2 separate regions of the Homo sapiens genome follow, and region 1 is linked to region 2. A link is a contact called in ENCODE Hi-C or POLR2A ChIA-PET data. All regions are on one chromosome and are shown on one strand. The core of a region is the stretch at or near the end of the contact, and the rest is flanking DNA. Distances in the headings are between cores, read along the strand shown. Region 1 overlaps PACS1 (phosphofurin acidic cluster sorting protein 1). Region 2 overlaps EHD1 (EH domain containing 1).

Region 1 (6,479 bases), core at 404-2,903, 1.3 Mb before region 2:
AGCAGCAAGGCTGCTTCACAGGTGGTGGTGTGCACACATACCAGGACATACATACAATGTCCCATATGCCTTTTTCTGTCTCACTTTTTGAAAAATACCATCTTTTCCCTCAAGTAACTAAAAACAAAAGCATTTATTGTAGAGTATTAGGACGATTTAATCTAGAAAAGTGTCACAGGACATCAACTCCCATTTAACAGACTGATTCTGGCCTACAGTGTTCCTACAAAGAGACAAGCAGTCCTTGAGCCGCTGTCTGAAATACACACAGTTCTGCCCACCACACTATGTCTGTCGCTTATTTTAAGTTACACACTGAACGTACCCTGATGCACTTGTCTTTGTGTGCATGTCTTGCTCCCCAGTTACACAGAGAAGAAGCCTTCTTACACCTCTTCAACATCTCCCATGAGCACCCTGCACACAGACAGCACGTATGAGTGAGGAGGACCAGGCGGTTCTCTGCTAAGGGGAGGCTCTTGATGCAGTCGGGCCCACTGGTTCTTCTCCACTTTCCTCCAGAGTCAGGATCCTTTCCACTTCCCCAACCGGAAAACAGAGGCACAGAGAAGAAACAGGAACGGTGAAGCAGGGGAAGGTTGCACTAAGAACTCAAAATTCACCGGGGGTTCAGAAAACCTGTTGACGTAAATGTGTTTCTACTTGAATGCCTCCTCCTTCCCTTCGGGGAGACATGTGAGTCTCAACACTGAGTCTTTGAGAGAAGGGACTACAGACATTGTGTAGACAGGAACCAGAGGGCCTTCCCGTTCTCCTTGTCAGGACAAGTCCCTGCTTGACAGCTAAATAATTACTAAGAGAACAAGAATCAGTTAGAGAGAACCCATGATGAGCTTGGGATGGGAAAGAAAAGAAAGTCGTTTACATCCTAACCTCACTGCAGGCCTGCAAAGACGTGGCATGCAGGGAAGTTGGAGTCATAGGCAGAAAAGGCCTCCCCTTCTTCCTGCTTTGATGAAAAGCTCCTCCACCCGCAGCAGTGTTGCACTAATAGCGACGAGGCCCTTGCTGCCAGTCACCTCCCACTCTTCTCTCTGCTTGGCTGGCTCTTTACTGCCTCCAGAAATAAAAGCTAGAATATGATACTTATTATGCTAATAATCACTCCCTAGTAAACATAAGTTCCAGAAGCACAAGCCTCTGCTTACAAACAGCATAACTGCCAATGCAAAAGGACATCACTTCTCCCTCATCCCCACCCCCACCTAGGACAAGTGCAGATTAAATTAACAATTCTCAAAATTCCCAATGGTGTCAAAAGCATTTAAAGTTGCTGGGTCAAAGATTCACTTTTGCAGCAGACAACCACAAAGGATTTCAGTGTTACATACAGTGGAAATGATTGCAAGAAATTCTAAATAGGGACAGACCAGTAATTTAAATTCATTTTCTAATGGCTAACACTTATTTTTTGTTTGTTTCCCAGTTCAATAGCTGATTCTAAGTCAGGTTCCAATTAAGGAAAACAAGACCCAGTTTTCTGGTTCCACTGGGATTTACTTGTTCAGGGATTACCTGTCTGCCAGTTGTGAACCTGTTGTGACTAACACAAGCGTGTTTCAGAACAAGGAAACACCCTGATTACTGGAAGTCAAGGGCAAAGTAAAGCCCAAAACAAGGAACTCTCACTTTCCGTCTGGTGTGTTCCCCAGCAGGCCACTGCCTCTGTCTCTAACCAGAGATTACTGTATACAACTATGAAACCACTGGTGATAGAAATCAGAAAATAGAGCATGAGAAGCAAAATCCCACTAGTAATGTCGAACACTAACACATAAAGTGGACTACTGAAGCAAATACCTAAAAGCTAAGTATTAGAGTTGCCCACATTTTTTTTTTTTTTTTTTTGAGGCAGAGTCTTGCTCTGTCACCCAGGCTAGAGTGCAATGGTACAATCTCGGCTCACTGTAACCTCTGCTCCCTGGACTCAAGCAATTCTCCTGCCTCAGCCTCCCGAGTAGCTGGGATTACAGGCATGCGCCGCCATGCATGACTAATTTTTGTATTTTTAGTAGAGACGAGGTTTCACCATGTTGGCCAGGCTGGTCTTGAACTCCCGACCTCAAGTAATCTGCCTGCCTCGGCCTCCCAAAGTGCTGGGATTACAGGCATGAGCCACCATGCCCGGCCTGCCCAGATATTTTAAACAGGACTGATTTTCTTCAATTACTTGAATACCTGAATTATCCCAGTTTTCTATTTTATTTTATCTACACAGGCATAGTTAGACACTGGTTAGAGTAAGACTAGAGGCAAAAGACACCCCTGGTTACTCTACTTGAATCTGTGAGTAATGTGTATTTTCATACACTTTGAATTATTTAACATGACTTAGCTCTCTGACCCTGGAAAATCACTCTGAATCCAGAACATCTTCAAAATAGAGGATGGAATAAAATTGCTTCTAAGATCCTTTTGACTTACTTGGTTTATATCTTCTTTACTATGGGATCAAATCCCATTAAACAGCAAGTCAGTGGCTCAAAATATTTCAAATACTAGAACTTCATTGTAGCAAATGATGCTAAAAGTAGAAATTTAATTGCAATAAGATTTGGTCTACGCATTAATTGATGTGGTACTTTAATTTTTTATTTCCGTAGGTTTTTGAGATTTTGGTGCACCCAACACCCAAGCAGTATACACTGTACCCAATTTGCAGTATTTTATCCCTCACCTGCCTCCTGCCCTTTCACCCGAGTCCCCAAAGTCCATTGTATCATTCTTATGCCTCTGCATCCTCATAGCTTAGCCCCTAGATGCTGTATTTTTAAAAAGAATTTATTGTTCACCAATGTTCATAGCAGCATTATTCACAATGGACAAAAGGTGGAAGCCACCCAAATGTTCATCAATAAAGAGACAGACATGGAAAGAAACAGTTCCTCCTCCTCAATGGGATGTTCTGGTGTCTCCCTGTGGCACCTGGAACTGCGACAGGCCACCTGAGACCATGGGGAGCCAGCGGGCAAGCCTGTACTGAGGATGACAAAGCAGGAGGGCAAAATGAACTTGGCTCCTTGATGCCTTTGCCAGGCTGCTCAGTTAACCAGCACTGGACTCACCCTTGCCCCAGACTTTTGTTTTCTGAAATGATAAACATCTGTGTGTTTAAGTCATTGAGCTGGCTTTTCTGTTTCTTGAAGGTGAAAGCATTCTAACTGATGACACACACTGACCTAAGATGTCTGACACACCATGAGACTTATGCAGTAATGAAAGGCAGAGTTTGATCTCCATAATTAACAAACTCACTGAAAGGCAAAATACACCGTTCTTGTCATTAAAATGCAAGAAAGGCTTCAGAGCAGGTAAAGAACAAGGTTAAAGTGCAGTAAGCAGATCCATACATTTAGCCATTCAATACATAAACGTGGACCCAGAAGTTATCCTGAATGAACCAATTATGCCCCACTTCAGAAATATTAGAAGATGATGACTTAAAATACTGTCTTTATGATCACAACAACCCTAACTATATAACTCTAGGTTATATTATTCCCATTTTATAGATGAAGACACTGAAGCAGAGAAGAAGCTGAGTAACTTGCCCAAAGCCATTATGTCCACAGTTTTCTCTGCCTGGAACTCTTCCTTCTCTTCACTTAGCTAATTCCCACACATCCTTCAGGTTTCAACTTAAGCAATCACTCCTTAGGAAAAAGGCTTCTTTTATGTGTTCAGACAAGGTCCAGAGCTCCTATTATGCTCCACTGCACTCCTGTTCTATGGCAGCATTTTGCACACTTGAGATTAAATATTTGTCTTCCCACTAGAATGCCCATGGCCTGAAACAGTTCCGTCTTTTTTACAACTAGACGGTATTGCCAAAGCTGCGCAGAATGCCTGCCCTTGACAGTCTCACAGTCTGATAGCGAGACAGCAAGTAAACAGTTCCTTGGAGATATTGTGGCTTTAGTTCCAGACCACTGCAATAACGCAAGTGACATGAAATTATTTATTTCCCGGTGCATATAAAAGTTATGTTTACACTATACAGTAGTCTATCAACTGTGCAATAGCATTGTCTTAAAAAAAAAAAAAGTATATACTTTAATTTAAAAATGGGCTGGGTGCGGTGGCTCACGCCTGTAATCCCAGCACTTTGGGAGGCTGAGGTGGGTGGATCACGAGGTCAGGAGATCGAGATCATCCTGGCTAACACGGTGAAACCCCACCTCTACTAAAAACAACAAAAATTAGCCGGGCGCGGTGGCAGGTGCCTATAGTCCCAGCTACTTGGGAGGCTGAGGCAGGAGAATGGCATGAACCCGGTAGGTGGAGCTTGCAGTGAGCCGAGATCACGCCACAGCACTCTAGCCTGGGCGACAGAGCGAAACTCTGTCCCAAAAAAATAAATAAATAAATAAAATAAAAAAATAAAAATGGCTTATTGAGCCAGGCGTGGTGGCTCACGCCTATAATCCCAGCATTTTGGGAGGCCGAGGCAGGTGGATCACCTTAGGTCAGGAGTTCAAGACTAGCCTGGCCAACATGGCAAAACCCTGTCTCTACTAAAAATACAAAAATTAGCTGGACATGGTGGCACGTGCCTATAATCCTAGCTACTTGGGAGGCTGAGACAGGAGAATTGCTTGAACCCAGAAGGCGGAGGTTGCAGTGAGCCAAGACCATGCTACTGCACTCTAGCCCGGGCAACCAAGCAAGACTCCGTCTCATTAAAAAAAAAAAAAAAAAGCTAACAATTTTCTGAGCCCTCTGCAAGTTGCAATCTTTCTCCTGGTGGAGGGTCTTGCCTCAATGTTGATGGCTGCTGACTGATCAGGATGGTGACTGCTAAAGGTTGGGGTATCTGTGACAATTTCTTAAAATAAGACAATGAAGTTTGTCACACTGACTCTTCCTTTCATTAAAGATTTCTCTAAAGTATGCAATACATTTGATAGCATGCTACCCACAGCAGAATTTCTCGCAAAATTGGATTCAGTTCTCTCAAACCTTACTGCTGCTTTATCACTAAGTTTATGTAATACATAGTTATTGTTATAAATTATTGTAATACATTATCATTTCAACAGTGTTCACAGCATCTTTACCAGGAGTAGGTCCCATCTCAAGAAACCACTTTCTCTGCTCATCCACAAGAAACATCTGTTCAAATTTTATCTCGAGATTACAGCAATTCAGTCATATCCTCAGACCCCACTTCTAATTCTAGTTCTCTTGCCATTTCCCCCACTTTTGCAGTTATTTCCTCCACTGAAGTCGTGAGCACCTTGAAATCATCCATGAGTCGAAATCGACTTCTTTCAAACTCCTGTTGATGTTGATACTTTGACCTCCTCCCATGAACCACAAATGTTCTTAATGGCATCTAAAATGGTGAATCCCTTCCAGAAGGTTTTAAATTTACTTTGCCCAGATCCATGAAAGGAATCACTACCTATGGCAGCTATAACCTTACAAAATGTTTCTTAACTAATAACACTTGAAAACTGAAAATATTCCTTTATCCATGGGCTGCTGCATGGATGTTGTGGTTAACAGGCATGAAAACAACATTAATTTCTTTGTACATCTCCATCTGAATTTTGGGTGACCAGGTGCACTGTCAATGAGCAGTAATATTTTGAAAAGAATCTTTTCTTCTGAGCAGGTCTCAACAGTGGGCTTAAATATTCAGTAAACCATGCTCTAAATAGATATGCTGTCATCCAGGCTTTTTTGTTCCATTTATAGAGCACAGGCAGAGTAGATTGAGCATAATTTTTAAGGGCTCTAGAATTTTCAGAATAGTCAATGAGCATTGGCTTCAACTTAAAGTCACCAGCTGCATTCACCCCTAACAAGAGAGTCAGCCTGTCCTCTGAAATGTTGAAGCCAGACACTAACTTCTCCTCTCTAGCTATGAAAGTCCTAGATGGCATCTTCTTCCAACAGAACACTCTTTCATCTCCACTGAAAATCTGTTGTTTAGTGTAGCCACCTTCATTTCATCATCTAGCCACCTTAGCTATATCTTCTGGATTACTTGCTACAGCTTCTGCATCAGCACTTGCTGCTTCACCCTGCATTTTTATGTTGCTTTTTTACTTAAAACTCATGAACCAACCTCTGCTAGCTTCAAACTTTTCTCCTGCAGCTTCCTCACCTCTCTGAGCCTTCATAAAATTGAAGAGAGTCAGGATCTTGCACTGAATCAAGCTTAGGCTTAAGGGAATGTTGTGGCTGGTTTGATCTTCTGTCCAGATCACTGAAACTTTCTCCACATCAGCAATAAGGTTGTTTTGCTTTCTTAGCATTCCGGAGTTCACTGGAGTAGCACTTTTAATTTCCTTCAGGAACTTTTCTTTTACATTCACAACTTAGTTAACTGCTGCAAGACGCCTGGTTTTTAGCCTGTCTTGGCTTTCAATATGCCTGGTTTTTAGCCTGTCTTGGCTTTCAATATTCCTTCCTTACTAAGCTTAATCATTCCTAGCTTTTGATTTAAAGTG
Region 2 (6,748 bases), core at 4,190-6,689:
CAGCCTCCTGAGTAGCTGGGATTGCAGGCGCCCGTCACCACACCCAGCTAATTTTTATATTTTAGTAGAGACGGGGTTTCACCATGTTGATCAGGCTGGTCTCGAACTCCTGACTTTAGGTGATCCGCCTGCCTCGGCCTCCCAAAATGCTGGGATTACAGGCGTGAGCCACCGCGCCCGGCTGGCTGGATGTTTTTCTAGATCTCTCCCTTCTGGAGCCTCCCTGTGAGTGGAGCCAGCTTTGAGAGAGGAACCCATACAAAAACCCAGGTGACTGACCCTGGCCTCAAAGGACAAAGGACGTCCTGAGCTGAGGGGTGTGGGTGTGGCCCTAGCTGAGTTTCTCTCCTTGCAGGGCAGAGAGAGCTCCCTTGCTCAGCCACCTTTGAGGACAGACAGGACAAGGGGCAGGCATGAGCCCCTGCCTGGTCGTCTGTGAGACCATGTGTGACTGCCAGGCCCCAGGCACACTGAGTCACCGCGCCTGGAAAACCCTGTGGCCTCCAGTGTTGCCTCACACCTGCCACTTCCTTTTCCTGGAGTGAGTGGTGCTCTCTGTGATGACTCCCACCGGCCTGGGATCTGCCTGCCACAGTGTCCCTGGGGAGACTCTAGATCCAGACCCACATGGCACGGGGCTGCCTCCCTCAGGCAGTTCTCAGCCAGGCCCCCACCCAGGGCACAGGCTCAGGCTGAGCGGGGTGGTGGATGGGCTGGAGCCGGGGAGAAGGGCAGCAAGGCTGGCTGGCCGCAGCCCTCTGTGGCTGGACACGACTTGGCAAGGCCGAGGGATCTGAGGGCTGGGCTACTCTCGAGGGCTGCCAGGTTCCCAGCTTGCTGCAGGGAAATGAAGGGGGTGCCGCCCTGAACAGGCACATGCCTAAGCAAGGTATTGATGCTTGGATAAAGCTGGCAACCACCAGGAGAAGCCTTTTTGGGATTTTTCAAATCCTTCGTCATCCGAGCTGTGATGATGGAGTGGAGCGTGGCACGGGCCCATTGGAGTTCTGTGGGCTCCATCGGCACTCAGCAGGGATTTGGACGTGCAGGCTGGTGGGCCCTGCAGGAAGCCTGCTCCCTGCTCTGCTGCGTGGGAGGGGGCAGCTCGGGGGAAGGGGGCTTGCAGAGAAACAGAAGAACATGGGCTGTGGGGCACCTTCAGCAGCCCGGGGTTCCAATCCCAGCTCCTCCATGTGGGAGCCAAGCACCCCAGGCAGCCTTTCCCAGCCTTGCTTAGGGCCGGGTTGGGAGAATCCCACCCCGCAGGGCTGTGGTGAGGGTTGAACGGAGGGTGTGTGGTGAGGGTTGAGCGGAGGGTGTGTGATGCGTGGTGAGGGTTGAGCGGAGGGTGTGTGATGCGTGGTGAGGGTTGAGCGGAGGGTGTGTGATGCGTGGTGAGGGTTGAGCGGAGGGTGTGTGATGCGTGGTGAGGGTTGAGCGGAGGGTGTGTGATGCGTGGTGAGGGTTGAACAGAGGGTGTGTGATGTGCCCAGTGGTACACGACAAATTGCCTTCTTTGGGTTGACAGACTGGGTTTTACTCTTCCTGAATCATCACAATGATCCGTGCAAGGCCAAGGCTGTTGTCTTCTGTTTCAAGTGCGTTTTCCTGTCCTGTCCTCTGTCCTGTGGCAGTGGACAGCTGTGGCTCTTGCCAGATTGTGTCTGCTCCTAGGACTGTGGGAGCCGGTGGTGGTAGCGGCCTTGAGCTTGACCCATCCCTCCTGCTTCCCTGTTCCTGAGCGAGCACCTTGGAGTATCCTTGGAGTGTCCTTGGAGGCTCTGCTCTCGGGGGCAGCCTGGGCCAAGAGAGCGCCTGATGCTCACCCCGTCCTCACAGGTTCACGCCTACATCATCAGCTCCCTCAAGAAAGAGATGCCCAATGTCTTTGGTAAAGAGAGCAAAAAGAAAGAGCTGGTGAACAACCTCGGAGAGATCTACCAGAAGATTGAGCGCGAGCACCAGATCTCCCCTGGGGACTTCCCGAGCCTCCGCAAGATGCAGGTACGGCTGTCCCGAGGCCCCATGCAGGCTGGTGGCCATCAGGGCAGAAGGAAGGCCCAGGGCACTGGATTTGGAGGGAATCCCATCTCCATGGGGAAGGGCCTCCCTGAACGGAAGCAGCTGGGTTAATCACCAGCACCCCACCCAACTCAGAGTTGACCCAGGCGGTGACACTGCAGAGGGGAATGTGGTGACTCACCCTGCGTGGTGGGGGGAGGGCAGGGCCATGCCAGGCGCTCTGGTGCCCTGTCCATGAATCCTTGCCGCAGCCCTGCAAGGAAAGAGCTGGAGGTGCCTCCTGTGTACAGGTTAGAGAGCCAAGGGCCAGATGGTTTTGCCGAGTCGCCCCTGCTAGTGTGGGGGAGCAGCACTTTATGCTTGTGAAGCCCTGACTGGAACCACTTGGCCTGGAGTCTGGGAGGGGCCTCCCTTCCCAGCCCTTGTCCTTCCTCCCCCGCCCACAGGAACTCCTGCAGACCCAGGACTTCAGCAAGTTCCAGGCGCTGAAGCCCAAGCTGCTGGACACGGTGGATGACATGCTGGCCAACGACATCGCGCGGCTGATGGTGATGGTGCGGCAGGAGGAGTCCCTGATGCCTTCCCAGGTGGTCAAGGGCGGCGCCTTTGACGGCACCATGAACGGGCCGTTCGGGCACGGCTACGGCGAGGGGGCCGGCGAGGGCATCGACGACGTGGAGTGGGTGGTGGGCAAGGACAAGCCCACCTACGACGAGATCTTCTACACGCTGTCCCCTGTCAACGGCAAGATCACGGGCGCCAACGCCAAGAAGGAGATGGTGAAGTCCAAGCTCCCCAACACCGTGCTAGGGAAGATCTGGAAGCTGGCCGACGTGGACAAGGACGGGCTGCTGGACGACGAGGAGTTCGCGCTGGCCAACCACCTCATCAAGGTCAAGCTGGAGGGCCACGAGCTGCCCGCCGACCTGCCCCCGCACCTGGTGCCGCCCTCCAAGCGCAGACATGAGTGATGGCGCCCGGCCCCGCACCTGCCATTTGCACGCCCGGCCGGGAGGCAGAGACGGGGGGAGGGGAAGCCTCACCATTTCTCAAGGTCCATAAAGACTGAGCGGATGTTTCCTCGCCTCTCGAAAAGGAAAACCACCATCTTTCTTTTAAGGCTGTTCCTGGGCCTGGCGGGGGAGGCAGGGGTGAGAGGATGGAATTGTGTGCACAAGAACTGTGGCTATTTTAATATATAACGTTAGAGGCTGCGTTCTTTGTCGCCGCCTCCCCTGTGTGCCAGCCCTGTGTGCACGGCCTCTGCCCCCCGGCCTTTGCTGTGGCTGGAGCTGGACAGTGCAGCGACTGCGACCGTGGGGGAGCCAGGTCGCCCTTTTGGCAGCTGCTAGGCTGAGGCTGCATGGACAGGAACACCAGGCACCCTCCGTGTGCTTCTGAGCTGAGGTTGCTTCACGGGACCGTGGCTTCCTTCCTCACCTGGCTCTGCCTCCCCCGTGCTCTCGGGCGAAGTGGGTTCTTGTGCCTTCCCCTCCCGGGCCCAGGCTCCCCGTGCGCGGGCCCTGCCCTTTCCTCCCGCGCCCCACCGGCTCCGACGCGCAACCCCGCTCAGCAGTCACAGAAGCAGGGCCCAGCCACCTTGGTCTTTTTTTGGGAGTTCAGGGGAGTAGGAGAATGTCTTCCAGAAAAATACATAAGCTAGTTTCTGTTCTGTAAAGTGATATCTTTCATACTTGACCAAAGTTCCCAATAACTTCCCAACCACTGTTCAAAAGCTGTGATTTTTGTCTCCCCTTCCCACCCTCCAGCCAAGGAGCAGCCCTGCCCAGGGGGCATTAGGTGTGGGTACCCGGGGAGCACCCCGTTCCTGGACCCCAGTGTTGCATTTCCTGGCTGAGGAAGGGTGGTCATCCCAGCTCCTGCCCTACCCTCTCACTTAACTGGAGCTTTGGGACGCACCCTCCACAGTGGGAGGTGGTGGTGGGTGGCGGTGGCGGGGCCTCACGACAGCTTGGTGCTGGTAAGAGGAAGCCCGTGGTTCTGGCTAGGCTCTCATGTCCAGACAGCGGGGACCAGGGGAAAACCCAGCCCCTTCTGTAATCCCCCTTCATTTCCTACCTTCCTTCCTCCTCTGTTTAGCAAAGGAGGGCAGCTCACTTGGATGTCCTTACAACGCCCCTGGCCCCCAGGTTGAGCAATAAGAAACCAGAACCTTGCGGCCCAGTGGCCCGGGCCAGTTCAGGCCGCCTCCCCCTCCTCTGCCTGGGGCCATTGAGCCCAGCCTCCAGGGCCCGGGCGCGTTTGCAGGCCAGTGGCCACTGTCCGGGCTGTGATGGCACCAAGGCAGGTGGAGCACCAGGTACCACACAGCTGGGCTTCCCACCAGGCTTTCCCGCGGGGGTCTCAGGGAGCTTCTCCCCAGCGCTGCTCGGAGTCTGCAGGAACTGGCCTTGTTCTCCTTAGCCCGTCACTCCATACAGTATTAGGTGAGGATGGATGCGGGCGCTGTCCTTGCCGGGAAGTCACTGTTGAAGTTGCAGTGGCTTGTTCACACCTGTGGGAAGAGAAGTGAAGACTTTCTCCTTGCATTAAAAAGTCTGAACTGTGCGAAAGCTTCGGGTGCTTCCTTGTCTTTTCCAGGGGCAGCAGTCCTGGGCCATCCTCCCCTGGTGTCTGAGGGGGTGATGCCAGCAGGGACAGAGTGGCAAGGCAGCCGGGGCAAGGTGACCAACCCTGCCCAGTCCTGCTCTGCTGGGCAGTAGCTGCCCCCTCCTACTAAGAGGGCCAGGCCTGTAGGGAAAAGGGTTTCTGGGGTGATGCCCCCTTCCCTGAGCAAGGTGGGAGCTGAGCAGTTCACTTGGGGTGGGGAGGGGGGAAACAGTTGGGAGGATGTTGATAGCTGAGGCCTAGGCTGGCACCCCTCAGCCACAGACGGATGAGTGGGCACCTGCAGGCCCTCGGCACTGGGTGGCATCAAGTAAACAAGGGTTTCTGGGCTTTGGAGCCAGACTGGCTCCTTGCTAGCCCCAAGGACGGTTTAAGTACAGGGAAGCCGGGCCTCTGAAGACAAAGCAGATAGCCTGTGACAAACATGCAACTAAGGGTGGGGCCAGTCAGGCCCAGGTGATGTCACAGATGGGGGACTGTTTATACCAGCAGAGGGAAGGGTGACTGATTAGTGACCCTTCATAAAAGGGTGCAGACTTGAGGTGCCATGGGTAGAGGCTGCTCCAGCCCCTCTGGCAGAAGGCAGGACAGAAACAAGTTCCTGAGGGTTTCAGGGACCCAGTTGTGTGCTCCGAGCCTAGCTGGTGTGGTGGTGTCTGGTCCTATGACCAGCACTTGAGGTGCCAGTGGATGCTTCAGTTGCTGCAGGGCTGGCCGGCCCTCCCTGCGTCACTCAGCTGCCACCTGTGGGCATTCACCCTGTGCCAGGTGGAGCTGCGCTGTCACGATCTGAGGAAGTTCATGTTCCCCCATTTCACAGAGGGAGAGTCCGAGACTGAGGACTGCCGAAATAACAAAGGTGGTAGAAGCAGATGCAAACCAGGCCGTCCAACTCCAGCGTGCTTTCCATCAGGTTACTAATCCAAAGCACACACTAAGAGGAAAAAACGGTAGATCCCCCCAACCCCACCCTTAGACTGCAGCTGTACTCAGGGCTGAGAGACCCACATTAAAGGTTAAATGCTGTCACTCCAGCCTGGGGTCCTGAAAGCTTGGGGCAGGGGTCACCCAAGGGAGGTGGAGCATTTTTGTTCAAGCTGTGAGCACATTAGAGAAGGCACAGAACTTAGCAGTGCCCCTGAACTAGGAGGAAGGGAAGTGCTGCCTGGCCGCCCGCTCTCCTTCCCGGAGCACTCCACCTGCAGGGCTCTGTGTGGCCACAGAGGGGCTGTGAACCCCCTGGGGCTGCCCCAGGAAGCGCCTGCTGATCTGAGGCTTGAAAGGGGCTGAGGGCAGGTGTCTGCCCCAGAGTTCATAGCCCTGGTTTCGGTTCTACAGGTTGGGGATCATCTTTGGGCTCCGACCGGGGTTCAGGGAGGACCAGAGGATGTGGTCAGAGATGTGGCCGCCCACCTAGAGGGCTAGTCCCAGCCCTCGCCTCCTCCCTAGATCCATAGCTGGCCATGACCCTGGGGAAGAAGCCTCCTCTTCAGAGGCTGGCCTGGGGCAAAGGAGGGGCATTGCCACCCAGCTACCAGAGCCCGTGGACTGAGGCCTTCAGGGCAATCTGTCGCCCACGCAGCACCTCACAGCCCAGGACCCAAGAGGCAAAGGGCCCGCCCACTGCCTCTGGCCATGCACAGCTGTTTTCTATGTTGCAGTTCCTTGTAAGATCTCATTCAGAATAAACATTTCTGGCTGGGTTTGGTTCACACCTATAATCCCAGCACTTTGGGAGACCAAGGTTGGGGGTGAGGTGGGGTCGTGTGAGGCCGGGAGTTCAAGACCAGCCTGGGCAACATAGTGAGACCCGCCCCCCCCCCCGCCCCCACACCATCTCTACCAAAACAAAAATTAGCCAAGAGTGGTGATGGGTGTCTGTGGGTAGTCCCAGCTACTTGAGAGGCTGAGGTGGAAGGTTCACTTGAGCCTGGGAGTTTGAGGCTGCAGTGAGCTATGATGGCATCACTGTACTCCAGCCTGGGCAACACAGTGAGACACTGTCTCTATTTAAAAAAAATTTTTTTTAAATAAACATTTCTTCTCCTTAGAAAAGAAGTTAACCACAAATCCAGTCAGTGCCCTGTTCTTATCTCAA

Evidence for each region. Hi-C counts contacts between places; a loop is a spot of excess contacts on that map. ChIA-PET counts read pairs that join two places held with the same protein, here RNA polymerase II (POLR2A). Pooled maps may share reads with other maps.
Region 1: a loop to region 2 is called in a pooled map, with 4 times the contacts of the local background. The contact joins two enhancer-like sites. A Hi-C loop is called at or near these places in 3 of 37 single-sample maps with no recorded cell type and 3 of 50 pooled maps. POLR2A ChIA-PET finds 5 or more read pairs at or near these places in 2 of 52 experiments (HEK293T and activated CD8-positive, alpha-beta memory T cell).

The regions. Positions count from the first base shown.
Region 1 is chr11:66,121,430-66,127,908 of GRCh38, reverse strand. The region is part of intron 1 of PACS1 (phosphofurin acidic cluster sorting protein 1); the gene reads right to left. Among named protein-coding and RNA genes, the nearest start is that of PACS1, 54 kb to the right of the region's middle. RefSeq lists a silencer at 398-457 and enhancers at 1-567, 817-1,111, 1,058-1,117. Within about 2 kb of position 1,653, at least 29 of the 41 ENCODE cell types and tissues checked have a DNase peak (open chromatin) inside an H3K27ac peak, as active enhancers do.
Region 2 is chr11:64,850,578-64,857,325 of GRCh38, reverse strand. It overlaps EHD1 (EH domain containing 1), which reads left to right. Exons shown (of 5, transcript NM_006795.4): 4 at 1,840-2,004; 5 at 2,469-5,684. The coding sequence ends at 2,993. Among named protein-coding and RNA genes, the nearest start is that of CDC42BPG, 9.3 kb to the right of the region's middle. RefSeq lists enhancers at 2,249-2,308, 1,550-2,749, 1,997-2,995, 5,312-5,441, 5,612-5,661 and 1 more and a silencer at 3,592-3,651. Within about 2 kb of position 5,439, at least 9 of the 41 ENCODE cell types and tissues checked have a DNase peak (open chromatin) inside an H3K27ac peak, as active enhancers do.